Linked DNA regions of Homo sapiens: region 2 is linked to region 1. Evidence: chromatin loops called from intact Hi-C (ENCODE). Cell type or tissue: PC-9. All regions are shown on one strand. Each heading gives the region's core, and the rest is flanking DNA. Links, peaks and the distances in the headings are about the cores only.

The links. Peaks named below come from ENCODE experiments on the same cell type or tissue, not always from the same donor. Only the 100,000 strongest peaks of a DNase experiment are listed, where the experiment ranks them.
Region 2: a loop joins it to region 1, with 10 times the contacts of the local background. A loop is called at or near these places in 4 of 110 quality-filtered maps.

The regions. Positions count from the first base shown.
Region 1 is chr17:62,783,299-62,798,601 of GRCh38, reverse strand. MARCHF10 (membrane associated ring-CH-type finger 10) reads left to right here. Exons shown (of 11, transcript NM_152598.4): 3 at 10,003-10,122. Among named protein-coding and RNA genes, the nearest start is that of MARCHF10, 17 kb to the left of the region's middle. In PC-9, for the core only: no CTCF peak of the experiment used is centred there; DNase peaks (open chromatin) are centred at 6,281, 7,091, 7,831, 11,061 and 1 weaker place; H3K4me3 peaks cover 1,168 bases; H3K27ac peaks cover 5,578 bases.
Region 2 is chr17:62,852,611-62,867,913 of GRCh38, reverse strand. No RefSeq gene overlaps it. Among named protein-coding and RNA genes, the nearest start is that of MARCHF10-DT, 52 kb to the right of the region's middle. In PC-9, for the core only: no CTCF peak of the experiment used is centred there; DNase peaks (open chromatin) are centred at 5,433, 6,233 and 6,823; H3K4me3 peaks cover 997 bases; H3K27ac peaks cover 3,749 bases.

The DNA.
Region 1 (15,303 bases), core at 4,405-12,404:
CTCCGCTCTCCTCTCCTGAAATTCTTCTGCTAACGTCAGTAACCAAATTCACCGGGCTCCTTCCCAGTCTTTATTTTCTGCAGTCTTAACTACCTTTGACGTTATTACTCCTTTCTTCTCAAACATGACTCTTTGGCTTTCTTTTTTTTTTTTTTTTTTAATGTTTCCCAGGCTGGTCTCGAACTCCTGGCCTCAGGTCATCCTCCTGTCTCAGCCTCCCAAAGTGCTGGGATTATAGGCATGAGCCTCCATATCCAGCCTCCTTTGGCTCTCTGACATCACACTCTCTTGATTTTCTTCCTGTTTCTCTCACATTTTTCTCCATTTTCTTTTCTATGTACTCTTCATCTCCCTGGCTCTCAAATGTTAATTTCCCTAGGGTTCCATCTCAGCCCAATTTTTTTCTAGTTCACAAGGTCACTGTGACTCATCTCATCCTCTGCTATGGTTCAACCACCACTTTATACTAAGACTTGTAATCCTGGGTCTCCCCAGAGCATCAGAGTCATATGTGTATTTCCCAGTTGGCTATGTCTACCTGGATGTCACACAGGCAGCTGAAATCAAATATGTCCATGGTTGTATCCCCATGTCCATCTCCCTGCTGCCCCTCCTATGGTCTAAGCCTTCCCTGTCTCTTCCTCTCCCTCCTCATCCCCATCCCACCAGTTACCAAGTCCTGCCAAGTATACCTAAGAACTCACGCACTTGTGCCTTCCTTTTTACCCTGTTGCCACCCCATGGTTCCAACTTCCCTAATTTCTGTCCAAGACCATTATAATATCCTTATAACTGGCCTCCTAGCATCCAGTCCTGCCATCTGTCAGACTGTTTCCTTGAAACCTATCTAAAATGTAAATGTGGCGATACCATTGGAATATAGGATACTCCTCTGTGCTTTCCCTCACTTAAAGGCAGGCCCAAGACTCAAAACCTAAGCAAAACCAACCTACACTTCACCACTTTGCCAACGTCTTCTTCCCCCTTCTTCACCTTGCTCCCCTGGGCAAAGGTGGTGAGGATCATAGTTTTAATTTAGAACTAAAGGGAATCTCTGTGCTCATACACATAGTAGCTGTTTTTAAAAACAACTTTACTGGTCAGGTGTGGTGGCTCACGCCTGTAATCCCAGCACTTTGGGAGGCCAAGGCAGGCAGATCACAAGGTCAGGAGTTCAAAACCAGCCTGGCCAACATCGTGAAACCCCGTCTCTACTAAAAATACAAAAAATTAGCTGGGCGTGGTGTCAGGCACCTGTAATCCCAGCTACTCAGGAGGCTGAGGCAGGAGAATCGCTTGAACCCGGGAGGCGGAGGTTGCAGTGAGCCAAGATAGTGCCACTCTACTCCAGCCTGGGCAACAAGAGTGAAACTCGGTCTCAAAAAAAAAATTATATATCATAAAATTCAACCTGTTTTAAGTGTACAGTTTAAAGACTTTTAGTAAATTTACCAAGTTTGCAGCCATAACTATCATAACTTTAGAATATTTCCACCACTCTAGTACTGCAGCACTCTTTTCATGCTTCCTGCACAGAGCTTATGAAACTGCATTGCAAATTGTCTTTTTTTCTCCCTCTTTTTTTTGAGACATGGTCTTGCTCTGTTGTCCAGGTGGGGGTGCAGTGGTTGCCCAGGTCGGGGTGCAGTGGTGCAGTCACAACTGACTGCAGCCTCAACCTCTCAGCCTCAAGTTATCCTCCCACCTCAGCCTCCTGAGTGGCTGGAACCACAAGCATGTGCTACCACACCCAGCTACATTTTTTGTATTTTTATAGAGACACGGGGGTCTCACCATGTTGGCCAGGCTGGTATCGAACTCCTGGGCTCAAGTGATCCACCCACCTTGGCCTCTCAAAGTGCTGGGATTACAGGCGTGAGCCACCGCACCCGGCTGCACATTGTCTTTTGTGTGACATCCTCTCAACCTGGACCACGACTTCTTAAGGGCAGGGGCTGAGTCTCCCTCTTCAATGTTGAACCAATTGCCTTGACATTCATGAAAGCCTGTGTTGCCTAACTTGGCTATCAACTAAGCTTGTCAGACTTAGAGCCAGCTGACTTGTGACTATTCCTAAAAGTCAAATCCACTCTCATTGAGCATTTTCAAAACCACTTACCACAAGGTCTGCAAAAAATAAATCTGGTTGTCTTTAAGATGTTCTAAATATCATTGAAGTAAGTAAATGGCAACCCACAGTAACTGCTTTGCAGGGAGCAGCAAATTTTTTTTGTTATATTATTAATCTATCCCTTGCCTGGTTCCAGAAAGAATTTAAAGTAGTGGTTTAAGAATCAATTGCATGATGTAGGCCGGGCGCAGTGGCTCATGCCTGTAATCCCAGCACTTGGGGAGGCAGAGGCGGGTGGATCATTTGAGGCCAGGAGTTTGAGATCAGCCTGGCTAAATGTCTCTACTAAAAATACAAAAACTAGACGGGTGTGGTGGTGCACACCTGTAATCCAGCTACTCGGGAGACTGAGGCAGGAGAATAGCTTGAACTCAGGAGGCGGAGGTTGCGGTGAGCCGAGATGACGCCACTGCACTCCAGCCTCAGCGACAGAGTAAGACTCTGTCTCAAAAAAAAAAAAAAGGATCAATTGCATGACGTTAGTGACCCCTCAGTAACTCAGCTCATAGACAGCCCATGTGTATTTAGATAATTGGCTATGGTGACTTTGTGGTGGGTGGATATTGGCACTCTGGATCATCAATGAGTTTGGCCAGTGACTTCCTATGGAAATCCCAGCTTTCACTCCAGGTCCAGTGTGACCAGGGATTCCCCATTTCAGGGCATACAAACAGGCTAAGACCTAATAACTAGACACGAATCCCAAATCATCTGCATTTGGTGTGTGTCCCTTCCTGTACTCCACTCACCTTTAATGAACTGGCTCCAGTTGAAGGCTTTAGAAACCTCTTGTGTAAACCATTCCTGCTACAGCCTAAAATACGCTAAGTGTTGGTATGCAGCAAATTCTCAGTGTCTTTGCAGGTCTCTGTGCTAGCAGCAAGAGAGGAGGGCTAACCTCGCCCTGAGTTATTTTGATACTACTCCTTTCAGTGGTTGGGTGGGACCCTTTTGAGAAAACAAGAGGAAATAAACATCTATTTGGCATATTGCATGCTATTTCAGAATCTGGTAACTAGTATATAATTATATGCCATCTCAGAATTTGGCTTTATTGCTTCAAGGATTTTCATGCTGCCTAGCTTCTTTTTTTTTTTTTTTTTTTTTTTTTTTTGATCAAATGATTTATGTAACTGGAGGCAGAATTTAGCCATTAATGTCCACTGGAAAGCTGAAGGCAAAGATTACACTTGGCATTTCAGAGTGATTTTCTATACTCTATTAAATGTGTTCAAACTGGTTTCATTTCATGTCACTTATTCATCTTGATTCTTTAAAGTGCAAATCAACTAAATATCTCAATATACATGTGTTCAAGGACACGATAGGCGACTTTATAGCGGGTGGCAAGGGTTTGGAGTTGTCCACTCAGGGAGCTGGAATGGGGATAAATCAACTTTTCTTCCCATAGGGACGGAGGTGAGGGATTCTCCTCCTGGCTCACCTTTGAGGTATGTGTTGCTCTACTCTTCACAGCCAAAACAGGAAAAAAAACTAGCTGGAGGGGAATACTATCTCAAACTGTTTTTATGCCTTTGATTTCTTGACCTCTTAAAATTAATGAACTTTAATAATGTCACCGAGGACAATTAAAATGCCAGACTCTGGGGTATGCAAGTCAGATCGCAAGAACAACAACAAAAAGAAACCAACTGAAGGAAGTGGCAACTCCCACTTCTCAAAGTGCATCCTGAGATAGAGGAACAGATGCCATTCTGGCTGGAGATGTAAAGTCGGGTCGTGGTTCTGATGGCTTTATACCAGAATTATGAGGCTGGGAAGTGTTCCTGGGGCACATGGCTTCTGAAGTCACATGATGACTGGAGGGATCAGATTGATAATGAAAGAAACAAAAGGAACTTTGAGCACAACTATGGACTCAGAGAGCTGTAATGTCGAAGAGAAGCGGCTTCATTGTGACCCTGAATGACTGAGAGCAGGAGCTGCTCAGTTGGCTGGCTGGGGTATAGGAAACAGACCTCTACTTACAGGGCAGAAAAACAAGGATGAACCTCAGGACTAGACAGAAAGATTCTCTCTTCTTCTGCAACCAACATCAGAGTCATATGCTTTGGCAAAGGCTGACTTTAGAAATATAGAAGTAAACCAGGAAATGGGATTGAGAACAGCAGTTAAAAGGCTGTGACAGCTGCTGGTGGTGATGGGAGTGGCAGTGGTGGTGGAGGCAGCAGTGGTAATGGTGGGGAGGTGAGATGGGTGGTGGGGTTTGGTGGTGATGTGGTGGTGGTGGAGGTGGTAGTGGTGGTGGTGGTGATGGTTGTGATGGTGTTTGTGGTGGTGGTGGTGATGGAGGTGGTGGTGGTGACTGTTTTGGTGGTGGTGATGGAGGTGGTGGTGGTGGTTGATGGGGGTGGTGGCGATGGTTGTGGTGGTGGTGGTGATGGAGGTGGTGATGGTGGTTATGGAGATGTGATGGAAATGGTAGTGATGGTGGTGATGGTGGTCATGATGGAGGTGGTGGTGGTGGTGATGGAAGTGGTGGTGGTGGTTGATGGATGTAGTGGTGGTTGTGGTTGATAGAGGTGGTGGTGGTGGTGATGATGGAGGTGGTGGTTGATGGATGTGGTGGTGGTGGTGGTTGATGGACGTGGTAGTGGTGGTGATGGAGGTGTTGGTGGTGATGGAGGTGTTGGTGGTGGTCGATGGAGGTGGTGGTAATGGTTGTGGTGCTGATGGAGGTGGTGGTGGTGATGGAGGTGGTGGTGGTTGATGGAGGCGGTGGTGGTGATGGAGATGATGGTGGTGGTGGTAATGGTTGTGGTGGTGGTGATGGAGGTGGTGGTGGTTGATGGAGGTGTGATGGTGGTGGTTGATGGGGTTGTGGTGGTGGAGGTGGTGGTGGTGATAGAGGTGGTGGTGGGTGGTGATGGTTGTGGTGGTGGTGGAGGTGGTGGTGGCAGTGGAGGTGGTGGTGGTGGTGATGGAGGTGGTGGTGGTGGTGATGGAGGTGGTGGTGGTGATGGAGGTGGTGGTGATGGTGGTGGTGATGGTGGTGGTGATGGTGGTGATGGTTGTGGTGGTAGTGATGGAGGTGATGGTGGTGGTGATGGAGGTCGTGGTGGTAATGGAGGTGGTGGTGGTTGATGGAGGTGTGATGGTGGTGGTTGATGGTGTTTGTGGTGGTGGTGGAGGTGGTGGTGGTGATGGAGGTGGTGGTGGTGGGTGGTGATGGTTGTGGTGGTGGTGGGTGGTGATAGTTGTGGTGGTGGTGGAGGTGGTGGTGGCAGTGGAGGTGGTGGTGGTGGTGGTGGTGATGGAGGTGGTGGTGGTAGTGATGGAGGTGGTGGTGGTGATGGTGGTGGTGATGGTGGTGATGGTTGTGGTGATAGTGATGGAGGTGATGGTGGTGGTGGTAATGGAGGTGGTGGTGGTGATGGAGGTGTTGGTAGTGATGGAGGCGTTGGTGGTAGTTGATGGAGGTGGTGGTGATGGTTGTGGTGGTGGTGATGGAGGTGGTGGTAGTGATGGAGGTGGTGGTGGTTGATGGAGGCAGCAGTGGTGAGGGAGATGATGGTGGTGGTGGTAATGGTTGTGGTGGTGGTGATGGAGGTGGTGGTGGTTGATGGAGGGGATGGTGATGGGTGGTGATGGTTGTGGTGGTGGTGGAGGTGGTGGTGGCAGTGGAGGTGGTGGTGGTGGTGATGGAGGTGGTGGTGGTGATGGAGGTGGTGGTGGTAGTGATGGAGGTGGTGGTGGTGATGGAGGTGGTGGTGGTGATGGTGGTGGTGGTGGTGATGGTTGTAGTGATGGAGGTGATGGTGGTGATGGAGGTGGTGGTGGTGGTGGTTGATGGTTGTGTTGGTGATGGTTGTGGTGGTGGTGATGGAGGCGTTGGTGGTTGATGGAGGTGGTGGTGGTGGGTGGTGATGGTTGTGGTGGTGATGGAGGTGGTGGTGGTGGTGCAGGTGGTGGTGGTGATGGAGATGGTGATGGAAATGGTAGTCATGGTGGTGGTGGTGATGGTGATGGTGTTAGTAGGCACCCTTGATTGAACACTCCCCAAGGGCCAGCCATTATTAACATATCACCAACTGTATGCCTTGTTGATGTTAACATATCAACAATCTGCAACTTCCTCTTACAGATGAGGAAAGCAAGAATCAATGGCATTAGTCAGCTCGCCCAAGGTCACTATGTTAGAAAGTGGCAGAGCTGGGGATTGTCGTGTTTACCAGGATTGAGTTACAATGAGTCACAAAACCCACGTCATCCCCACAGACATTGATGCACATTCTGCATTTTGCCCCCACAGTGGTACCTTCTGTACAAAAGGCAGCCCGACTACGTATGCTGTAGTCAGGGGGACGCACTAGGGGGGTGGGGGGTCAACACCAATGGAGGAGGGAAGGAAGAAGCCCTGATCTTCCCAGAAGGAAGAAATAAAAAGTTACCTGAAGCCTTCAATTTCAAGACTGCCCTCGGCCAGTTTTGCCACATGATCAGAGACTTATTTATAGCCATCCGAATCCTGACACGTGCAATTGAAAGGGGAGAATGTTCTTAAAGTCTAGGGTAAGGGAAGCCGCTATTGGTTATGAATTACAAATACATTCCTCTCCTGACCCATGGATTCTGTCCTCCCCTGCCCAGTCACCTTAGGCTCCCCCCACCCGCCCCGCACAAAAACAACATCAACAGCTGACAGAAAATCATTTACAATTACAAATACAAAGAAAACCAGCCCTTGCAGGGAATAAGGCAAAGGTTCTTGCTGCTTCTACGACTGTGAGTCTGGATATTTGCTCTGCCCCTGTGTTCCTTCTCAGCAAAGCTATAACTTTGAGAGGATTCATGTTTGATTTACGTAGAAAGATTGCTTGGCTCTGTCAAGATAAAAGTTTAAGTACCTGCCTTGCCACTGGTTTGTTCTGCTCCTCTGTAAAAAGAGGAACAAGGAACTAGAGGGAAAAAATTTTTTTCAACTTTGCAAACCAATCTATTCTTCCTCCCCTTTTGGTAAAGAAATATTTAAGTCGTATGCATTCTTGGAGAGAATTTTCAAAAAACACTCAGCCCACAAGAATTCTGTTCATCCCACAAAATCTGCCTTGGTCCTGGTGCATTTGCTAACACTGCCTCCTCCACTTTCAGCCCATCAGCATTTTCTTCTTTTGCCTTTAATACCAGTAGGTTAGGACGGCACAGACATCTGCCCCTTTCGGAAACAACACTCCACGCCAGTGCTCTTTCCAAACACAAGCTCCCATTTGAAGTCCTTGTAAAAGGATTGGAACAACAAAGGCACACGTTTAGCTGAACTTCGTTACACTTTCCAGCCGACTCCCTTTAGGATTACCTGGGTTTCTCTATGATTGGGTGTTTTTTGTTTGTTTTGTTTAACTTATTATGGTTACTGCCTAGTGTTCTTTGGTTTTTCTTGCTTAAATTATTAAAACAAACAGAGTCCAGTGTTTATTATGATGACTTACTATCTATGTGGCATAGTTTTTGAAAAGAAGATTAACTGTGGGACAGATGTTGTCCCTTCCCAAGCAAGTTGGAGTGAAGCTGCATCTCTCTCCCCAGAATCTAGGATTCCACTTCCTGCAGGTGACCACTTGGCTGCTGTGATGAGCCCGGAGGCTAGAGTGTCACCTGCAATTCAGACATAAAGCACGATGTGAATAACTGTCCCAATTCCAAGGAGTAAATGTTTTGTTAGTATCGGGTCATTTCTATTCTTAACCTTACAGCATAATGTCAGGCTTACTCATGGCGTGAAATTCTGGTAAGTCCTACTGCATCACGGAAGGAGATGCTTTTTCTAACAGAGGGCGTGAAACGTGCTGAAGGAATCTTTCCTTTCTCAACCCAGCCAGGAAGGGCAGTTGTCAGGCCTAGTTTACAAACAATATTGTTGGTCTTTACTTCAAATTCATTTTCTATGACAGTGGATAATTTGGCCCTGGCAAGGCAAAGTTGAATTGGGCTACTGGATCTGCAAGTATAGAAACATTCCAAAAAAGTTTTACTGGGCTGGGTGTGGCGGCTCATGCCTGTAATCTCAGCACTTTGGGAGGCTGAGGCAGGCCGATCACCTGAGGTCAGGAGTTCAAGACCAGCCTGGCCAACATGGCAAAACCCTGTCTCTACTAAAAATACAAAAATTGGCTGGGCGTGGTGGCACACTCCTGTAACCCCAGCTACTTGGGAGGCTAAGGCAGGAGAATCGCTTGAACCAGGGCGGTGGAGGTTGCAGTGAGCCAAGATCGTGCCACTGCACTGCAGCCTGGGTGACAGAGCGAGACTCCATCTTGGGGGGAAAAAAAAAACTTTTACTATTTTGAGGTACTTAAAATCAGTTGAAATTTCCATAGTACATGATATCCTCAGGTTTGTTCAGTCCTAGTACTACAGGAGAAATATTTTGGTACCAGATTTTATTTTAATTTTGTTAAGAAACATGGGGAATTATTTTCATTGGTAATTTTATTTTTCTTATTTTGCACTTAGGGATTGATATTTTCCTCCAAAGCAAAAATGCAATTCAACTAAAATTATTATTATTAATTTTTTGAGACAGACTCTTGCTCTGTCACCCAGGCTGGAATGCAGTGGCACTATCTTGGCTCACTGCAACCTCTGCCTCCCAGGTTCAAGCAATTCTCATGCCTCAGCCTCCTGAGTAGCTGGGATTACAGGCATGTGCCACCACAACTAATTTTTATATTTTTAGTAGAAACAGGGTTTCACTATGTTGGCCAGGTTGGTCTCGAACTCTTGGCATCAAGTGATCAACCTGCCTCAGCCTCCCAAAGTGCTGGGATTACAGGCATGAGCCTCTGGGCACCTGGCCAGCTGCAATTCAGCTAAAATTAAATGCTGGATGCTGGGGGATTCAAAGATAAGAAGTTGTCCTTACTCTCAGGGTTCTCAATGATCAGCAGGAGAAACAGGCTCAAAACCACAAACAACTACCTACAATAGGAAAAAAATATGTATAATTCAAGCTTAAATTAATATACATTGCAACTCTGACAATTAATTCGGCCTGGAGAAGAGAGGGCAGAGGAAACTAAAGAGAGGCAAGGCCACAGCAGCAGGCTTTTTAGTAGATCAGTCGGTTTTGCCAAGAGAGCTTCTAACAGAGGAGATTCCAAGTGCAGGAAACACACATGCTCTGATGTTGACAATTCTCATCCCGCAACTAGGGTGTCATCTCCAGGGTCACAGTATAGTGAAGGTAGGAAGAGGGAGGGGCCATGAAGAGAATGACCAGAAAGAGAAATTCACAAGGTGTAACAGGTGCTGCCCTCCTTGAGAAGGCAACAGTTGGGTACATTCTTGACAAAATGCCTCTCAGTATGTTTATTGTTTGAATTTATTAAAGTAATGGCTATTACGTCTGACCTGCGTTTTTTTTTTTTTTTTTTTTTTTTTGAGACGGAGTCTCGCTCTGTCGCCCAGGCCGGACTGCGGACTGCAGTGGCGCAATCTCGGCTCACTGCAAGCTCCGCTTCCCGGGTTCACGCCATTCTCCTGCCTCAGCCTCCCGAGTAGCTGGGACTACAGGCGCCCGCCACCGCGCCCGGCTAATTTTTTGTATTTTTAGTAGAGACGGGGTTTCACCTTGTTAGCCAGGATGGTCTTGATCTCCTGACCTCATGATCCACCCGCCTCGGCCTCCCAAAGTGCTGGGATTACAGGCGTGAGCCACCGCGCCCGGCCTGACCTGCGTTTTAAGCAAAGGGAAGAGTGATACCTGGTCTTTATACTTGGTGAGAGGTATTTGATGAACACCTGGAGATGCATATCATTTATTTCATGCTCCTCACCATTGGAGTTAAGCATAAAGTTACCCAAGCTTGCCATGGTCCTAAGACAAACATTTTATTGTTGTTGTTCTTCAGGCTTGTCTGAGACGACAGGAATATAGAAGAGACCCAAATGAGAAGAAACGCGATCAGTTTTGGGGGCAAGAGACAAGTTTTGAGAGATCCCGGTTTTCTAGCAGGTCATCTTCCAAACAGGTATGAAGAATTCTGGGAGACAGTCTCCTGGGGCTGCTGCTGCTGCTGGTGGTGGTGGTGTGTGTGTGTGTGTGATGTAGGAAAAAGCCAACTCAAAAAGGAGATGTTGCAGATTCCCAAAGGTCAAGGCAGGGAGAGCCAGGGGCAGGAAGGAGCCTAGGGCTGGGAACTCCCTTCCTGGGGACACCACCCCTGTGGCTCCCAGCTCTGCAGTCTTCACACCTCACTATGGTTGGGCTCACTCTTCTTTCCTGTAGATAAAGGTCCTGACACAGATGGTCTATGGGACACCATCCAGATGAGAAATGCTGCAACTCTATAAGAGTTGGAGGCACTGGGCCTTCTTAAGCACAGCATCATCTCTGTGGCATATGGTCTAACTTGATGCAAGGTTGGGCCTAGTTTTTATTTCTGATGAAGGAAGAGAGTAAAATGTGGTAATAACTGTATCATGTAATAATTGGCAATTGTTTAAATATTTTTGCCTAGATATAGCAATATGATGATAAAATATTTTTGCTTAGAATGATATAACAATGTGATAATAACAATATGATAATATGATTAATAATAGTATCATGATAATAATAATTAAGCAGTTACCATTATTTCAGTGCTTGCAACATTCCAGGCACTATACGAAGCACTTTATACATATTAGCTTATTTAATTCTCATAAATGTATATATCTATCACCTATCCTTATCTATCTATCTATCTATCTATCTATCCATCCATCTTTGCCCCACTTTACTGATGAGAAAACTGGACCTTAGAGAAGTCACAAAACTTTACCTAAGATTTCACAGCCAGTGCGTGGTAGAGATTCCATTCTAGGCAGTCTGACCCCAGAGAAGGTGCTCTGAATTGCTAAGCTCTATGATCATATTTCATGTTTAAGATCTTATCTAATAATTTAACTTACCCTATGTAAGAGCTCAATACCACAAGCTGTATTCAACACTGACTGTTAGCATGGTGAATTGATTTAAGATGAGTAATATGCCTTTTATGAATTCCTATTTAATATTTTATGCCTGAAATATACTCTAGAGGAGAGACTCCTTCTTTCCTATCAATGGCATGGATCCTGAGATAGATCCTGAATACGTGATATCAATCAAGTTCTTGTTGAGATTTCTTTTTTAATCTAGGATGTTCACACTGTGGTTATTTAATGTTCAAAGGACACCTTAAAAACATCAGTGATTGATGTTTATAGATGTAGATGTATACCTAGGAGAGAGATATGCTCTCTATTAAGGAATATAAAATCGTACAATAAAATATTTCACTTAGAGTCTGAAGGTGAAAGAGACTATCTCACAATATTGGCAGCACCAAGAACACGTTGCCTGGATCTTTTCCTGTTAGTCTAAGACTAAATATAATGCCTGCTGCTGATTAAACTTAAGGAGTGAGATTTATCCAAAAATTAAATCTAGTTTGACTAGAACAACATATTTTTAGCATTAAGATAAATTCTCACATTTTTACACTCAGAAATAAGATCAAGGACAGATAAGAAAATATAATTCAAGTCAAACAGTAGCATGTAGCAGTCTTCCCAGATTGGAATTGCTAAACAAGTGGGCATCTGGGTGCCTCTGCAGGGAACTTTCATGCAGAGGCTCACGTGCACAGTCACGGCCATTTTATGTGCAATACTCATGCATTTGGGATATGCAGGATTTGAAGTTTTATGTTCCTTTTCACACTTAAGCTTATGGAACAAGCTGGTGTCAGATTCCTATAGTTTTCTTCTTCCTGCTATACAAATTATGCATTCTTTAAACCATCACTGCAAAACACTCAGACCACTTCTGAAAAAGGTCATGGTTGTATACATAATAGTAATTATGTGAAATAGCTTCTATAATACAGTTTATATGGCTCTTATTTCCCAATAATTTTATTATTCACCCCACTCAACACAACATTTTTTAAAATTATACTTTAAGTACTAGGGTACATGTGCACAACGTGCAGGTTTGTTACATAGATATACTTGTGCCACGTTGGTTTGCTGCACCCATTAACTCCTCATCTACATTAGGTATTTATCCTAATGCTATCCCTCCCCCAGCCCCCCACCCCATGACATGCCCCAGTGTGTGATATTCCCCACCCTGTGTCCATGTGTTCTCATTGTTCAATTCCCACCTATGAGTGAGAACATGTGGTGTTTGGTTTTCTGTCCTTGTGATAGTTTGCTCAGAATGATGGTTTCCAGCTTCATCCATGTCCCTGCAAAGGACATGAACTCATCCTTTTTTATGGCTGCATAGTATTCCATGGTATATATGTGCCACATTTTCTTAATCCAGTCTATCATTGATGGACATTTGGGTTGGTTCCAAGTCTTTGCTATTGTGAATAGTGCCACAATAAACATAAGTGTGTATGTGTCTTTATAGTAGCATGATTTATAATCCTTTGGGTATATACCCAGTAACGGGATCACTGGGTCAAATGGTATTTCTAGTTCTAGATCCTTGAGGAATTGCCACACTATCTTCAGTTCAACAATGGTTGAACTAATTTACACTCTCACCAACAGTGTAAAAGTGTTCCTATTTCTCCACTTCCTCTCTAGCATCTGTTGTTTCCTGACATTTTAATGATTGCCATTCTAACTGGTGTGAGATGGTATCTTATTGTGGTTTTGATTTGCATTTCTCTGATGACCAGTGATGATGAGCATTTTTTCATGTGTCTGTTGGCTGCATAGATGTCTTCTTTTGAAAAGTGTCTGTTCATATCCTTTGCCCACTTTTTGATGGGGTTGTTTGTTTTTTTCTGGTAGATTTGTTTAAGTTCTTTGTAGATTCTGGATATTAGCCCTTTGTCAGATGGGTAGATTGCAAAAATTTTCTCCCATTCTGTAGGTTGCCTGTTCACTCTAATGGTAGTTTCTTTTGCTGTGCAGAAGTTCTTTAGTTTAATTAGATCCCATTTGTCTATTTTGGCTTTTGTTGCCATTGCTTTTGGTGTTTTAGACATGAAGTCCTTGCCCATGCCTATGTCCTAAATGGTATTGCCTAGATTTTCTTCTAGGATTTTTATGGTTTTAGGTCTAACATTTTAGTCTTTAATCCATCTTGAGTTAATTTTTATATAAGGTGTAAGGAAGGGATTCAGTTTCAGCTTTCTACATATGGCTAGCCAGTTTCCCCAGCACCATTTATTAAATAGGGAATTATTTCCCCATTTCTTATTTTTGTCAGGTTTGTCAAAGATCAGATGGTTGTAGATGTGTGGTGTTATTTCTGAGGCCTCTTTTCTGTTCCATTGGTCTATATATCTGTTTTGGTACCAGTACCATGCTGTTTTGGTTACCGTAGCCTTGTGGTATAGTTTGAAGTCAGGTAGCATGATGCCTCCAGCTTTGTTCTTTTTGCTTAGGATTGTCTTGGCAATGAGGGTTCTTTTTTTGGTTCCATATGAACTTTAAAGGAGTTTTTCCAATTCTGTGAAGAAAATCACTGGTAGCTTGATGGGGATGGCATTGAATCTATAAATTACCTTGGGCAATATGGCCAATTTTCATGATATTGATTCTTCCTATCCATGAGCATGGAATGTTCTTCCATTTGTTTTTGTCCTCTTTTATTTCGTTGAACAGTGGTTTGTAGTTCTCCTTGAAGAGGTCCTTCACATCCCTTGTAAGTTGGATTCCTAGGTATTTTATTCTCTTTGTAGCAATTGTGAATGAGAGTTCACTCATGATTTGGCTGTCTGTTTGTCTGTTATTGGTGCATAGGAATGCTTGTGATTTTTGCACATTGATTTTGTATCCTGAGACTTTGCTGAAGTTGCTTATCAGCTCAAGGAGATTTTGGGCTGAGACAATGGGGTTTTCTAAATATACAATCATGTCATCTGCAAACAGGGACAGTTTGACTTCCTCTTTTCCTAATTGAATACCCTTTATTTCTTTCTCTTGCCTGATTGCCCTGGCCAGAACTTCCAACACTATGTTCAATAAGAGTGGTGAGAGAGGGCATCCCTGTCTTGTGCCAGTTTTCAAAGGGAATGCTTCCAGTTTTTGCCCATTCAGTATGATGTTGGCTGTGGGTTTGTCATAAATAGCTCTTATTATTTTGAGATATGTTCCATCAATACCTAGTTTACTGAGAGTTTTTAGCATGAGGGGTTGTTGAATTTTGTCAAAGGCCTTTTCTGCATCTATTGAGATAATCATGTGGTTTTTGTCATTGGTTCTGTTTATGTGATGGATTACATTTATTGATTTGCTATGTTGAACCAGCCTTGCATCCCAGGGATGAAGCGGACTTGATCATGGTGGATAAGCTTTTTGATGTGCTACTGGATTCGCTTTGCCAGTATTTTATTGAGGATTTTCGCATCGATGTTCATCAGGGATACTGGTCTAAAATTCTCTTTTTTTGTTGTGTCTCTGCCAGGCTTTGGTATCAGGATGATGTTGGCCTCATAAAATGAGTTAGGGAGGATTCCCTCTTTTTCTATTGATTGGAATAGATTCAGAAGGAATGGTACCAGCTCCTCTTTGTACCTCTGGTAGAATTCGGCTGTGAATCCATCTGGTCCTGGACTTTTTTTGGTTGGTAGGCTATTAATTATTGCCTCAATTTCAGAGCCTGTTATTGGTCTATTCAGAGATTCAACTTATTCCTGGTTTAATCTTGGGAGGGTGTATGTGTCCAGGAGTTTATCCATTTCTTCTAGATTTTCTAGTTTATTTGCATAGAGGTGTTTATAGTATTCTCTGATGGTAGTTTGTATTTCTGTGGGATCGGTGGTGATATCCCCTTTATCATTTTTTATTGCGTCTATTTGATTCTTCTCTCTTCCTCTTTATTAGTCTTGTTAGCAGTCTATCAATTTTGTTGATCTTTTCAAAAAAACAGCTCCAGGATTCATTGATTTTTTGAAGGGTTTTTTGTATGTCTGTCTCCTTCAGTTCTGCTCTCATCTTAGTTATTTCTTGCCTTCTGCTAGCTTTTGAATTTGTTTGCTCTTGCTTTTCTAGTTCTTTTAATTGTGATGTTAGGGTGTCGATTTTAGATCTTTCCTGCTTTCTCTTGTGGGCATTTAGTGCTATAAATTTCCCTCTACACACTGCTTTAATGTGTCCCAGAGATTCTGGTACGGTGTGTCTTTGTTCTCATTGGTTTCAAAGAGCACCTTTATTTCTGC
Region 2 (15,303 bases), core at 3,780-11,779, 70 kb before region 1:
TGGGGCGGTTTACTCCCTTATCCTAACCATACATGGATGTCAGCTCCTGTCTCATCTGCGAACCCCTGAGTCCTAGCACAGATTAGGAAGGATAGATTCCTCACCTGTGGCAGCAAGCTTATCAGGGCATGAGGGCCAGGGTGAGTGCCTCAGTTTATCACATGGACCCACATATTAAAATAAAATATCTCTGCTATACTGTGTAATGGTTTCTTCACGTTTGCATTGCTCAGAGCCATGAGGGCACTTGTTCTTCAAATCCCCTACAGTGCCTTGCACTGCCTTAAGCAGGCATTTAAAAAATAAAAAACTTTGTGAAACGAAACATTTGCTTCTACCAAATTCAATGAGAAATGCTGCTGCAGCGAAGTGGAAAAGTCTGGCTCTGTCCCCCAGGCTCAGTTCTTCAGCTGCTGTTGAACTCTCGGTAAATTACCTAACTACACTAGAATGCAATATTCTTACTAGTAAAACAAGTTGGCTAAATGATCTTTAAGGTTTTTTCTAGCTCTGAAATGTCACAAATTACATAGCCAGGACAAGAATTAGGAATCAAAATGGAAATGGTCAATGGATCTGATAACGGATGCAGGCTACCATTTAGGCAGACCTGATATACAACTGTTCTGGGTTCCACGTTGCCCAGATGCCAACTCATTAATATGGATCTCAAGAAGTTCAGCTCAACTCTCTTGTGGCATCTGTGTGCAATAGAGACTCCATGAGCTTAATTTTCTTCATTACCAAGATCCCTTTCCGATGCTATGTTAGGAACCTAGAGAGACTTAAAAACTCTCAAAGCAATAGGAGCTTGAGTAGGGTATGATTGGTTCAGCTGCCAGAGTGCCATTAGGGATAAATAGAGCAGCAGGACTCACTGGGGACAAGAAGATCCAGAACTTCCAAGAGATGTTGATGGAATTAAGATGGCTGGATTGAATCACACTTTCAGTTGTGAGTGTGTTTGGAGGTGGTGCCTAGGAATAAAAGACACAGCTCAGAGTTACACCATCTGAGGGCGAGGGAGCTGGGGTATTTATATACCAACTCCCTCAGTCATTGGTCGAGGGCTGCTCAGGGGTGAGGGTGGGTGGTCATTTCTCAGCACTTCTGCCTGCATGGGCAGAGACTACCAAAACCCAAGAAAGCTATCAGGGGAAGATATATAAGTGCTGGCAGTTGGAAGCCAAGCCAGTGTGTGCTGAAATGTAGAGGCTGAGAGGCTGTGGGCAGGACACCAGCAACATCTGCTGCACTTAGCTCCCTGGAGCACGTGAGAGGAAGTCGACTCTCTCTGTTGCTCCTGAGAATCACCACCAGCTTTTATTGGTAAATGTCTTCTATGTGCATTTTCTACAAACCAAAAAAAAAAAAAGAAAGAAAGAAAGAAAGAAAAATGGCTTTTAGAGACTTGTCATTAGGGAAATGAAGTATTTTCCCTCAAAAACAGGCATCACATACCCCCATTTGGCCCCTGCCCACTTGGGCACTTTACAGATGGTTTCCCTGCCACACCATAGTCCATGAGGTACCCAGGGATATGTAGACACTTTCAAAAAGCATCTAAGGGGCGAGCCTATGCCAAACATGAGAAGCCACTGCTGGTGGTTTAAAGACCATATTGAAAATAAAGGCTGTACATGTTAGCATCTATATCCTCTATCCACTGAAAATGATGGGTGGGGACATTTTGAAAAGGATTTTTATTAATCTATTTATTGTGGTCACTGGCTCCATTTCCTCATATTTCTACATAAAGAAATATTTTGAGGGAAAACACTTCACTTTTCTAATAAGTCTTTACAACCCTTTTTAGGTTTGCAGAAAATGCACATAGAAGACAATGTGTGTCTTAAGCACAATAAAATGCTGGTGGTGATTCTCGGGAGCAATGGAGAGTTGACTTCTCACATGCTCCGGGGAGCTAAGGGTAGCAGATGTTGGGTGTCCTGGCCACAGCCTCCCAGCCTCTACATTTCAGCATACACTGGCTTGGCTTCCAACTATCAGCACTTAACATCTCTGCCTGAGAGCTTTCTTGGGTTTTGGTAGTCCCTGCCCATGTAGAAGGCAGAAGTGCTGGGAAATGGCAACTCACTCCCACCCCTGAGCAGCCCTTGACTAATGACTGAAGGAGTTGGTATATAAATACCCCAGCTCCCTCGCCCTTAGGTGGTATAACTCTGAGGTGTGTCTTCTATGCTGCCTCCCAGGGATCCTTGGCAGGATTTAGCCCCACTTACCCACAGTAGTAACCTATTTGATGTTGTATCTCTTATTGATGTCCTTCCCTTCCCTGTACCACTTCCTCACATCCCACTGGTGTTTCCTGACATTACTCCCGAGTAAACCATTTGCACTTAAACTCTTATCTCAGGGTGTGCTATGGGGGAACTCAAACTTCTACTAGGGCAATGGGAAGGAACAGAGAAAATAATTGTTATTTAAAGAAGGATTTCTGTAAGCAATGTGTTCCCATGGTACATTTCAAAATTTATTTATAGCTCATTACCTTCCTTTACAAAAATGCTACGGGATAGATTAGGTAAGAAGTGCTGCCAACTAAAGGCCAGTCAGAAATGAAGATAAAACAGCTGGGCACGGTGGCTCATGCCTGTAATCCCAGCACTTTGGGAGGCCGGGGTGGGCAGATCATGAGGTCAGGAGATCGAGACCATCTCGGCTAACACCATGAAACCCTGTCTCTACTAAAAATACAAAAAATTAGCCGGGTGGGGTGGCAGGCGCCTGTAGTCCCAGCTACTCAGGAGGCTGAGGCAGGGAGAATGGGGTGAACCCAGGAGGCAGAGTTTGCAGCGAGCCGAGATCGCACCACTGCACTCCAGCCTGGGTGACAGAGCGAGACTCTGTCTCAAAAAAAAAAGAAAGAAAGAAAGAAAGAAAGAAAGAAAGAAAGAAAGAAAGAAAGAAAGAAAGAAAGAAAGAAAGAAAGGAAGGAAGGAAGATAAAACATCTCCGAAATAGTCACGAAGGCTACTAAGAACATTGGCTTGATGTACAAAAATTCTGTTGACTTATGACTTCCCTTTGTTGTGAGCAATGCAACATACCTTTAGTAATAACCATTTGCAGCATCCCTTGAGACCCATGTCCATGTAGTCACCTGGAAATAACATATGACAGGGGACAGGGCCTCTTCAGAGCAGACAATGCTGTGGCTTGGTAGTGCCCACAGTGGATCGTCTGGTTTGCCTCCAAGCAGCATCTGGCCCCAAGGCTGCCCAAGTGCAAATGAATGGGGGATAGAGGAGCATAGATGTTGTAACTTGAAGGGCAACTGAAGAGGAAGCAGCTTACAGCATGTGGGCTCAATTTTCCCCAAAAAGCTCATAATATAACTGTCAAAAATGACACTATGAACCCAAATTATAAGATAATTGCGTTCGGTCCCAAATTCAACACAATAAAGGTTATTTGCTCTCATGCCTTAGCAACCATCTCATAGAGGAGAGAAAAATACCATACAAAAACAAAATGTAAACTCGCAAAGCAGTAATAAAACCAGCACACAACTATTCATTTCAAGTCTATTTTGAAAAGCCTTTGATAATACCAGTAATTCCCCGTAAAGCTTCTATTCTCTTGCCACAATTCCCTTCTGGAAATAGAAGAAGGTTTTGCTGTTCTACAGCCATTCCTTTTAGGGAGATAAAGTCTAAAGTCCACTTTATTTCCCAATTTTAATGTTTTCCATTCTTTAAAAAGAAAGAAAGAGAGAGAGAAAGAAATCCCTGATCACCTATATCCAGCTAAGCCTCCCATATAGGTAGGGCTTAGTGGCAATATTAACGTGAATCTTCCTTGTCTTGCACCACAAAATTCATTTAATGGTCTTAACAAGGTGCTTAAGCTAGCCAGAGAGCCTTGTCCAAAAGATGCTGAAACATTCCACTAAAAAATAGAAAATTCAACCAACATCCACCCATTTCCAGATATTCTGATGCTTCATAGCATGCAGGCTGGGTGATAGCCCTTTGACGTCCTGGCTGAGCAGTTCCTCCAGGTGCCACTGGCAGGCCTATCCTACAGCAGAGGCCAGAAGGAAAGGGCTTGGGGTAACTTTGGTTGCAAGAACAGAAATCTACTTAGACAAATTAAAGTATGAGGAGGACGGTGGACTCCAAGGAACCTCATGGACTCCAAGGAAAAGCTGAGCGATCAGGCCTCAGGAAGAGTGGGAACCAGCAGCTGTCACTCTTGGGGAGGGATGTGGTAGAGAAAAGAGACAGAAACACCTAGAAGGGTGTGCATGCATGGGCAATGATTAGATTCTTTGATACAGGAAGACAAAGAGGAAAATATAGAAGAGGAATAGAAGGTGGGGAAAGAAGTACAATAATAGGAATCAAAGAGAAATGGAAGAGATGCATAACCTGAGGAGTCATGACATGTCATCACAATGGCTTCAGCAAGCAGTCAGCAGCTCACTGGTGCTAGGCATTTGCTGTCCCTGACATAGAACCAACCTGCATAATACACAGAGGTTGCAAATACCAAGCCCTTCTGATTTACCTGAATTGGTCATTCTGGTTTACATGGAATTATGGACTATTTTCAAAAAGACAAAGTTGTATTGGTTGACAGGATGTGCATGGTCTCAATGAAGATCTTGATGAAAAAGTCTGGGTGACTTTTTATACTTAAGCTTTAACAGAAATAATTCATAATTGTATTTTGGGGGCTTGGATATGGACATCAGTTTGTTTCACCAGGCTTATTTTTACATTTGTGGTAGACATTCTTCGTCCCAAGATATATGTCTTAAACTTTAATAAACTCATTCTGAAATTCCACTTCAATTTTTGTCAGAAATGTTTCTTCAATATGCATGACTTTTGGCCAGCCGTGGTGGCTCACACCTGTAATCCCAGCACTTTGGGAGGCCAAGGCAGGTGGATCACTTGAGACCAGGAGTTCAAGACCAGCCTGGCCAATATGGTGAAACCCCATCTCTACTAAAAGCACACAAATTAGCCAGGTGTGGTGGCAGGTGCCTGTAATCCCAGCTACTTGGGAGGCTGAGGCATGAGAATCACTTGAACCCAGGAGGCAGAGGTCACAGTGAGCTGAGATTGCGCCACTGCACCCCAGCCTGGGCAACAGAGTGAGACTCCATCTAAAAAAAAAAAAAAAAAAAAAAAAAAAAATATATATATATATATATATATATATATATATATATATATATATATAGATACACACACGTGTATCTATCTATCTATCTATATATACACACACATATATATACACATATGTGTATATATATTTTAATATATGTTTATATATGTATACATATATGTATGATTTATACATATTCACACATATATGTATGATTTTTGTTTTGTTTTGTTTTTCAAAGACAAAGTCTCATTCTGTTGCCAGGCTGGAGTTGCAGAGGTGTGATCATGACTCACTGCAGCCTCAACCTCCTGGGCTCCAGCAATTCTCCTCCTTCAGTTCCCAAGTAGCTGGGACTACAGGTACATGCCACTATGCCCAGCTAATTAAAAAAATTTTTTGTAGAGATGTGGTCTCGCTGTGTTAACTAGGCTGGTCTTGAACTCCTGAACTCAGATGATCCTCCCCACTTGACTTCCCAGAGCACTGGGATTATAGGTGTGAGCCACCACGCCCAGCCTGTATGATGTTAAAGGCACTCTGCTAAGCACTTAACATAGATACACAGTTGAATAAGACACAGCCCTGTCTTCATGGAGCTTGTAAATTGAAAGTGGAGGGGATGGGTGGAAGACGAATTAGACATAATAGACATATACATCAGTAACCGTAAAGCAATAAAGACTATTATCTATGTCAAAGCAGGCTGTTCTTGAACCTTTCCCACCTCTCTGAATGGAACCCTTGACTCCCTCCTCTTCCACATCCCCCCAGTCTCCTTCTATCTAAGTCCTAACCTTTCCTCCTACCCATTCCATAACCTTACAGCCTCGTCAGATCCTTCTGTAGCAGGTGATCTCTTTGGAACCTCTCCAGTCTTTGTTCTCTCCAGTATGTTGGAAGTTATTACTAGAAGCTGAATATATCTTCACAACACCCTGACTGTCCTAGCCCAGTGGAAATTGTTCAGGGAGATCCTGAACTGTGGGAATTTGCCGGAACTAATGGGCACCTGGACTCCTTTTCCTGCTCAGACACTTACTCACTAAGATTTCACTTGTGGACTCAGTCAGGACTTCACATTTCTGTTTCCTCTCATAAGAGTTCACAATGCTTTAATCAGGGTGGAATGTACATAAATGTGCATGTACGTGTGTGTGTGTGTGTGTGTGTGTGTGCACGTGCGTGCGCACACACCAGAGGGGGAAGGTAACTCTGATGGACTTTCCAACCTTTCATTCCCACTCTTGCCTTCCTGTCCACAGCCACCTCTCAAAATCCAGGTGGGAGACTGCCCCACACCACCCAGGTGTTGACAGGATCTCATGTCTTTAGCACTTCCTCCAGCAGCCCTGTCTTGGGAGGGAGGCTGAGCCAGGTGACTGGGGAGATGCTCCATGGCTGGCCGCATGGGAGGGAGTGTTGTCCTAGAAACCCAGTCCCTGGAGGTAGATTTGGATACAAAAGTTTCTGCCCCCATTCCCTCTGCCCTGATTCCAGGAGTGGCAGGGATTGAATCTCAGCATTTTCTAGTCTGCCTGTTATCAGTGTCAATGCTTTCCTGTCACCCAAAGGTCCTCACCAGATACCTCTGGCCTGCAGCCCCGGTGCCATGGGGGTAGTGATAAACCCTTATTGCCTTCAGCCTACAGACCCTGGCCAAAAGATTCTGATTCTTATCAGAGGCTGAAGGACAGGTTTTACCAGAAGTTCCTATCCCCCAGCTTGAAAAACAAGTTCATCCACTCCTTTACTCCACACGCTGGAGTTCTACCCTATTCTTGAGAAAAGGTCAACACCCCACCTCCACAATGACTCTGGAACTCACAGTGGGGTCCCAATGTGGATGCTGGTCTCTACAGTGATTTTTTGTGTGTGTGAGACTGAATCTCACTCTGTCACCCAGGCCGGAGTGCAGTGGTGCGATCTCGGCTCACTGCAACCTCTGCCTCCTGGGTTCAAGCACCTAAAGTGATTCTGACCAGCTGTGACAGTGTGCCTGGGACTGAAGGTTTCCTGGGACTTGAGATTTTCAGTGCTAAAAGTAGGAAAGCCCCAAGCAAACTGAGATGAGTTGATCCTACGACCTAGAACAGATCCCTGGACCTTGTAAACCAGTTACCCACCCTCCATGGGACCTACAGCTTTGCAAAAGCCTATAAGGGGACAAAGAAAAAGTGAGACCTGGAACAGCAGGCTGCAGCTGTCCTTTGCCTTATTCAGAACTTTTGCTGTGTTCAGAACTGTCGTGTGCACATAGGATAGTCTTTGCTCCCCTAAACTTGGATGGGAAGGAGTGAGGAGGAACAGGAACCGCTGGCATCCAAAAAGAGGCTGTGGCTGCATCTCTGGGCCATGTTTTATTTTTCTGGAATCCTTAGTGGCACAGTATCTAAAGAGAGATCATGCATGTGCTCTGGGACCCTTAACTGTTTTAAAACCTCTATCTTGGCCAGGCGCAGTGGCTCATGCCTGTAATCCCAGCACTTTGGGAGGCCGAGGTGGGTGGATCACCTGAGGTCAGGAGTTCGAGACTAGCCTGGCCAACATGGTGAAACCCCATCTCTACTAAAAATACAAAATTAGCCAGGTGTGGTGGCACATGCCTGTAATCCCAGCTACTTAGGAAGCTGAAGCAGGAGAATCGCTTGAACCTGGGAGGTGGAGGTTACAGTGAGCCGAGACCACGCCATTGCACTCCAGCCTGGGCAACAAGAGCGAAACTCCATCACAAAAAAACAAACAAACACACAAAAACCCCTCTATCTCTATGTAGAGTGGCGCTAGAATATGCCCTGATTTGGATCAAATCATTGGGCTTGCCTCTTCTGGAGAGATGTGAGTTTCCTCTGTCTTAGAAGCCTCTGCTGTGTAAGTATCCACGGGATTTGTGGTCAAGAGATCTGAGCTTTAATCTTTTTAAAGATCTCTGTGATTGATTCATGGGAAAACACTTAATTTCTCAGCTCTGCACCTGTAAAATTGATTGAACTAAGCTTCTGTGATTAAGATTTCTTCTGGCTTTGTGGTTCATCTCTTTCCCTCTACACACACACACACACACACACACACACACACACACACACGCCATATTCCACTGTATTTCTGGCCATTAACTCTCAGTGCCATACCAAGCCATATTGGAACCTGAGGCCAAAAGAAAAAATTAGTAATGCGAGTCCTCTCTTTATTTAAAATGTTCACATTTTGTTCATCGTGGGTTTTTTTTTTTTTTGCATTAACTCAGATTTTTAAAATATTTCATTAAAATGTTCCTCTTAATCTCCAGACATAGAAAAAGACCCTGAAGTCCCTGGATATGCTGGCTGCCAACATTATGAAATACAGTGTGGCGAGCTGGAACACAAGGTCCTTGTTGACATTGAATTACCGAAGAAAACTCCCCTATCTCTGGCCACTATGCGGCTTGCAAAGCATAAAATATGTACTATCTGGCACTTTACAGAAAAAGTTTGCTAACCTCTTATGCCAAGCAATTCTGAGTCAAATTTCCTGTTACTTGCAACCATAAAAAATCTGAGTATTACACTCCCCTGAACTCTGGCAGCACCAAAGTACTTGATGATACTCAAAGAGGAAATGTATAAGGGCCCCCATCAATTTATTCATGCTGTTTCCTTGGCCTAAAATGCAACACCCTCCATGTGACTATACAGTTGCCCCTCAGTATCCAGCAGGCATTAGTTTCACGACCCCTCACAGATACCAAAATCCACATACGCTCAAGTCTATTCTGTAAAATGGTATAGTACTCACATATAACCTATGCACGCCCTCTCATGTACTTTAAATCATCCTTAGGTCACTAAAGTATCTAATATGATGTAAATGCTATGTAAATAGTTGCTATACTGTACTGCTTTCTTATTTTTTTTTTTTTTTTAGATGGAGTCTCGCTCTTGTCACCCAGGCTAGAGTACAATGGCGCAATCTCAGCTCACTGCAACCTCTGCCTCCTAGGTTCAAGGAATTCTCCTGCCCCAGTTTCCTGAGTAGCTGAGATTACAGGTGCCTGCGACCATGCCTGGCTAATTTTTGTATTTTTAGTAGAGACAGGGCTTCACCATGTTGGCCAGGCTGGTCTTGACTTCCTGACCTCAGGTGATCTGCCTGCCTCGATCTCCCAAAGTGTTGGGATTACAGGTGTGAGCCACTGTGCCTGGCCTTATTTGTATTATTTGTTCTTATTGGGTTTTTTCCTGAATATTTTTGGTCTGCAGTACTGAACTTTTGGAGTCCCCTTAAGTTGTGTGCTCACTGGCCTCACCCTACTTCCAGCCCTGTTAACCTTCCTCTGCATCTGGGTGAGTTGCTTGATGACAGAAGGAGGGAAAACACAGACAGAAAGAAGAGACTAAATACCAGCCACTTTATAAGATCCCCTGGGGTTAGGGCTAGCCATAATGGTTATTTTATTTATTTATTTATTTATTTATTTATTTTTTCCTTCGAGATGGAGTCTCGCTCTGTCACCAGGCTGGAGTGCAGTGGTGTGATCTCGGCTCACTGCAACCTCCGCTTCCCAGATTCAAGCAATTCCCCTGCCTCAGCCTCCCGAGTAGCTGGGACTACGGGTACGCGCCACCATACCCAGCTAATTTTTGTCTTATTAGTAGAGACGAGGTTTTACCAAGTTGGCCAGGCTGGTCTCCAACTCTGTGATCCACTTGCCTCAGCCTCCCAAAGTGCTAGGATTACAGGTGTGAGCCACTGCGCCCAGCCCAAAACCTTATTTTTTAAAGTTAAGAAAATAAAAACACAACCAGATTGAAAACCAGAAAACAAAAAAACAATTATTTTGGCAAAATGTTACCAGATAATAAAAAAGAAATTCGGGTTTCATTTCTTGCGTTTTCCTCGCAGAGTCAAAAAGAGCAGAAAGAGTTAAGACTTAGACAAATGAGCCTCCTGGGACCCAGAAGATTCCAGAACATCCCTACCCTGGGGAGGGCCACATGCCAGACTCACCCATTCCTTGACCTAACAAACCAAAGGCTGTGGGCAACCTGCTGCCTTGCAGTGGGACCTGCAGGTCATCTTCAAATTGTACTAAGCTGGGCTCGGGAGGAGCAGAGGGCATGGAACTGAAGCATTCTTCCTGATCATGCTGCATTAGAGGACATCACAAAAAAATGCATTGCTTTCAACGAGTGCATTAATAAAGACGAAGCTATGAAATGGATTTGTGCTGAAGCCCTCCCTGGCAAGCATTTATCAAATAAATAAGCAAGAATTGGTGTTCAGGGCCAGGCACGGTGTCTCACGCCTGTAATCCCAGCATTTTGGGAGTCCAAGGCAGGTGAATCACTTGAGGTCAGGGGTTTGAGACCAGCTTGGCCAACATGGCAAAAACCTGTCTCTACTAAAAATACAAAAATTAGCTGGGTGTGATGGCGTGCACCTGTAATCCCAGCTACTTGGGAGAATTGCTTAAACCCAGGAGGTGGAGGTTGCTCACTGCACTCCAGCCTGGGCAACAGAGTGAGACTCTGTCTCAAAATAAATAAATAAATACATAATTTAAAAAAAGAAAAGAACTGGTATTTGGGTGCTATAGTTCAGGAAAGACCCAGATAGGATTGTCTTCTTTGGCCACTAACTGGCTGTGTGCCCTTGGACAAACCATTCACCCTCTCTGTACTTCATTTTCTTCAACTGTAAAAGAGGCTATGGATGAGATCACTGCTACAGTCTCTTCTACCCCTGATGTTATATAGAAGGTGCTGTATGAAAAGGGCGGGGGGAAATTTTGTTTGCTGAACCTTCCCTCCTGCTGTCTTTGTGCCCTACTGGGCATTTTTTCGCAGAAAATGTCAAATTCTTAATCAGTAGGTTTCAAAACGTGAAGCCTCCAAAGCTTTACTGTACATCTGGGAAGAATGAAGTTTTACCTTTTAAAGCAGAGAAATGGAGTTTGCTTAGGATTCTAACTGAAACAAGTCACGCCCCCACAGAAATGAAATGGAAGCATGAAAGATTGTGAAAATCTGGGACTCTGCACAAGCAAAGAACAAGTACTGTGTTGGTATTTTTTAAAAAAGATTTTCATTTCATATGCAACACCTTTGTGCTTCCTTTATGTATTTCTCCCTCTCTTTTCCAGCTCTACAATGAGCTATTTTAAGACTATGTTTTCCTGCTGTACAGTACTCCTGTTCAGATAGGCAATTTAATTGTCATCAGACTTTTTCTTAGTCTTTCAAGACCTTTTGTTATGGTGAAATAATTTTAGGCACACCAAGCACAAATCCATTAAATACTTTCCTTATTTCACTAATGAACTATTGTGGGTGGTGGAAATTAATTTTATTCCACTCACATATCTGTTAAATTTTTAAAGGTGAAAAATGAAGGTTGCAAATAACTGAAGTCGAATGAGAGACTCCTCTTAAAACATTGTCTGTTGTTTCATTTGTGCCGAGATGTGTCAAAAAAATCTACAAAAATAGTTCACAAAATGAAAAGGGTTCAACAGGTCCAATCTCAGGGTTGAATATTGCAAAACTTTTTACAGGCTGGATATGCTTAGGAATTGAAAGGCCCCTCTGTTAATGGATCTGAAGAGAGTTTTCTGAGTGGGTGTGTTTAAGCTCATCCCCGTGGGCAGATCAGATATTAGCACACTTGTTTAAAGCCTGGTAGTGATGATACGAAGGTCCTGGACTGACCTGCTGTACAACTCAGCCGTTGTTGCTCCACATCACGGCTCAGGCTCTAGCCCTAACACCTCTCTGCCATTTTACTTTATTATTTTTATTTTTTTGAGACAGAGTCTCACTCTGTCACCAAGGCTGGAGTGCAGTGGGGCAATCTCAGCTCACTGCAACCTCTGCCTCCCGAGTTCAAGCGATTCTTGCACCTCAGCCTCCTGAGTAGCTGGTTTACAGGCATCTGCCACCATACCCAGGTAGGTGATTTTTGTAGTTTTAGTAGAGACAGCGTTTCACCATGTTGGCCAGGCTGGTCTTGAACTCCTGACCTCAAATGATCCGCCTGCCTTGGCCTCCCAAAGTGTTGGGATTACAGGCGTGAGTCACTGAGCCCAGCCTCTCTGCCATTTTAAACATTTCTATCAAAGGCCACAAAGGAGAAGGGGAGAGGATGTGGAGGCAGTCAGGTAAATCCTTCCCCAAAGCATGGAAAGGGTCTCCAAGCCCAGGCTGTACTAACTGAGGACCAGGAACGCCACTTTGACAAGCAGGGGGCAATACATTATAATCACGACAGGTCAGACCCATTAACTCTGCTTGAAAGGTATTTTGAAAACAGAATTTATCCCCATCACATGGGGGAAGTTGGGGGAGGACGTGCCTTCAGAGAAAAAGGGCAAACACCACAGCTCAAAAGACAAAGTTCTCTTCCAGGAGACAGACCCAGTGCCACAAGGCAAGGAGGGTCAGAGTCCTGTCCCTGAAGATAAATGTCTCCAGAACGAAGGAGGACCTTGATAAATGTGCAGTTGGAATAGACTGTTAAGTGCTTCCTTATTTATAATCTGTCCCTTTCAGAGCCAACTCAGATTCATGTCAGCGCCTTAGGTAGAAGCAGCAGCTTGCTGATTTTTCTTTAGTCAGATTTAATTCCAATTTCGGCTTCTAAATGTGTGCCACCTGCTCCATGGGCTTCCATGAGCCTGCGCTTTAACCCTCTACTCTTTTTTCCTTTCTCTCTTCTTCCTGACTCCTTTTAATTTGTCTCCTTTTTTTTTTTTTTGAGATGGAGTCTCGCTCTGTCTCTGTCACCCAGACTGGAATGCAGTGGCACCATCTCAGCTCACTGTAACCTCTGCCTCCTGGGTTCAAGTAATCTTCCAGCCTCAGCCTCCCAAGTAGCTGGCCCAAACTCCATCAAGTGGTCCTCCTGCTTTGGCCTCCCAAAGTGCTGGGATTACAGGCATGAGCCACCACGCACAGCTCTCCTCCTTTCTTTCTAAACCCAAATAGCAGGTTGCTGAGAAGGCACACTAAATAAGTAAAAAGAATCCAGTCTCAAATAAAACAGACCAAAAAAAAAAAATCCCCAAATTCATGTTTTGTGGCCCTGAAGTAATTACTAAAAAGAATCTGGTGGAGTTCACACTGATTCTGAATTTAAGGTTTAACGACGTAACCAGTGACAGCTCAAAAAAATAAATGAATAAAAGGGGAATGATAAGGCAGTTGTCTTTTTTTTCAGTCTATGAAACTTATTGTTTCATTGTGCTTCCATACACACACTTACACGTACAATCAATCTGATGCCTTCTTTTTTTTATATTAAATGGCAGTGAGCCATGAAAGACTACAGAGAATTATAAGCAGAGTCTGCCTTAAAAAAAAAACCTCCTCCAGTGACAGTAAATTGGATAAATGCTATTTTTAGATGAAATATATCTAACTGATGTCCAGATGTGATTCTACCACATGAAGAGAAAAACAAATCTATCTAAAGCGCTGAACTGTACTTGAAAACATTTTTTAAATTTTCTGGTAATAATGACTTATAATGGAAAGACTGAGACGTTTGGAACTGACCAACAGCCTCTGCAGAGGGTCCCTCTGGAGCAACATCGGCACACATGGCTCCAATATGTAGATGATCCTGAGGTTTGCATTTCTGATTTAATTGTTACTAACTCTTAGGGATTGCAACTTGCAGTATATTTTCACATGAGCATAAGGAATAAAGCAGGAATGTATTAATCCATTCTCATACTGCTATAAAGAATGACCTGAGACTGCGTAATTTATGAAGAGGTTGAATTGACTCACAGTTCTGCAGGCTTAACAGGAAGCTTGACTGGAGGGCCTCAGGAAACTTACAATCGTAGTGGAAGGCGAAGGAGAAGCAAGCACCTTCTTTACAGGGTGGGCAGGAGAGCGAGCGAGCAAAGGGGGAAGACTTAAACCATCAGATTTCATGAGAACTCACTCACTATCACGAGAACAGCAAGGGGGAATTCTGCCCCTCCTCCAATTTGACATGAGATTTGGGTGGGGACACAAATCCAAACCGTATCAAAGAAGAACAGGTATCATGACTTCTGTGCTAAGCCAGTGGGTTAAAGAACTGATATGGTTCAGCTATGTCCCCACCCAAAATTGCATCTTGAATTGTAATCCTTATAATCCCCATCATCCTGTGTTGAGGGGAAGACCAGGTGGAGGTAATTGAATCATGGGGGCTGGTTCCCCATGCTCTTCTCATGGTAGTGAGTGGGTTCTCATGAGAACTAATGGTTTTACAAGGGGCTCTTCTCCCTTCGCTCGGCGCTTCTACTTCCTGCCACCTTGTGAAGAAAGTGCCTTGCGTCCCCTTTGCCTTCTGCTATGACTGTAAGTTTCCTGGGGCCTCCGCAGCCATCTGGAATTGTGAACCAATTAAACCTTTTTTTTTTTTTTTAATAAATTACCCAGTCTCAGGCAGTTCTTACAGCAGTGTGAAAATGGACGAATACAAGAACTTTTATTTATTTATGTATTTTGAGACAGAGTCTTGCTCTGTGGCCCAGGCTGGAGTGCAGTGGTGCAATCTTGGCTCACTGCAACCTCTGCCTCCCAGGTTCAAGCAATTCTCCTGCCTCAGCCTCCTGAGTAGCTAGGACTACAGGTGCACGCCACCATGCCTGGCTAATTTTTCTATTTTTAGTAGAGACGGGGTTTCACCAATAACTTTTAGATGGTGGATATTACCAGGTCATCTGCTTGTCTGAATGATACTGTTTCTGCTCCAGACATTCTTTGAAATCCTTCTACTCATTCACTCAACAAACATCGGTCAAGCACTTACAACTTTTCAACTTCTCTTTTTGGTGCTGAGCATAAAGTGATGAGCAGAACAAACACAGCCCCTGCCCTCATGCTTACAGTCTAGTGGAATTTCTTTTGGAGCCCAGTTTGCAAATTACAAAAGAAAATCCATTTTATTACTTTAGTGACACGAATAGTGGTGTTGTGTTTGATCACAGCCTTAATCACTGAGCCCTTCCCTGAACAATGTCTGGCCATTTAAAAACAGTCAATCCCTGACATATAGATACTGAAGATAATCAAAATATAATGTGATACAGGATCTAAGAGAAGAGTTGTGAAGAAATTATTGGGCAATGATATCCTCACCTAAATAAAGGCATGGCCTGTCGAAGTGACTGTTTCTGGAGTTTAT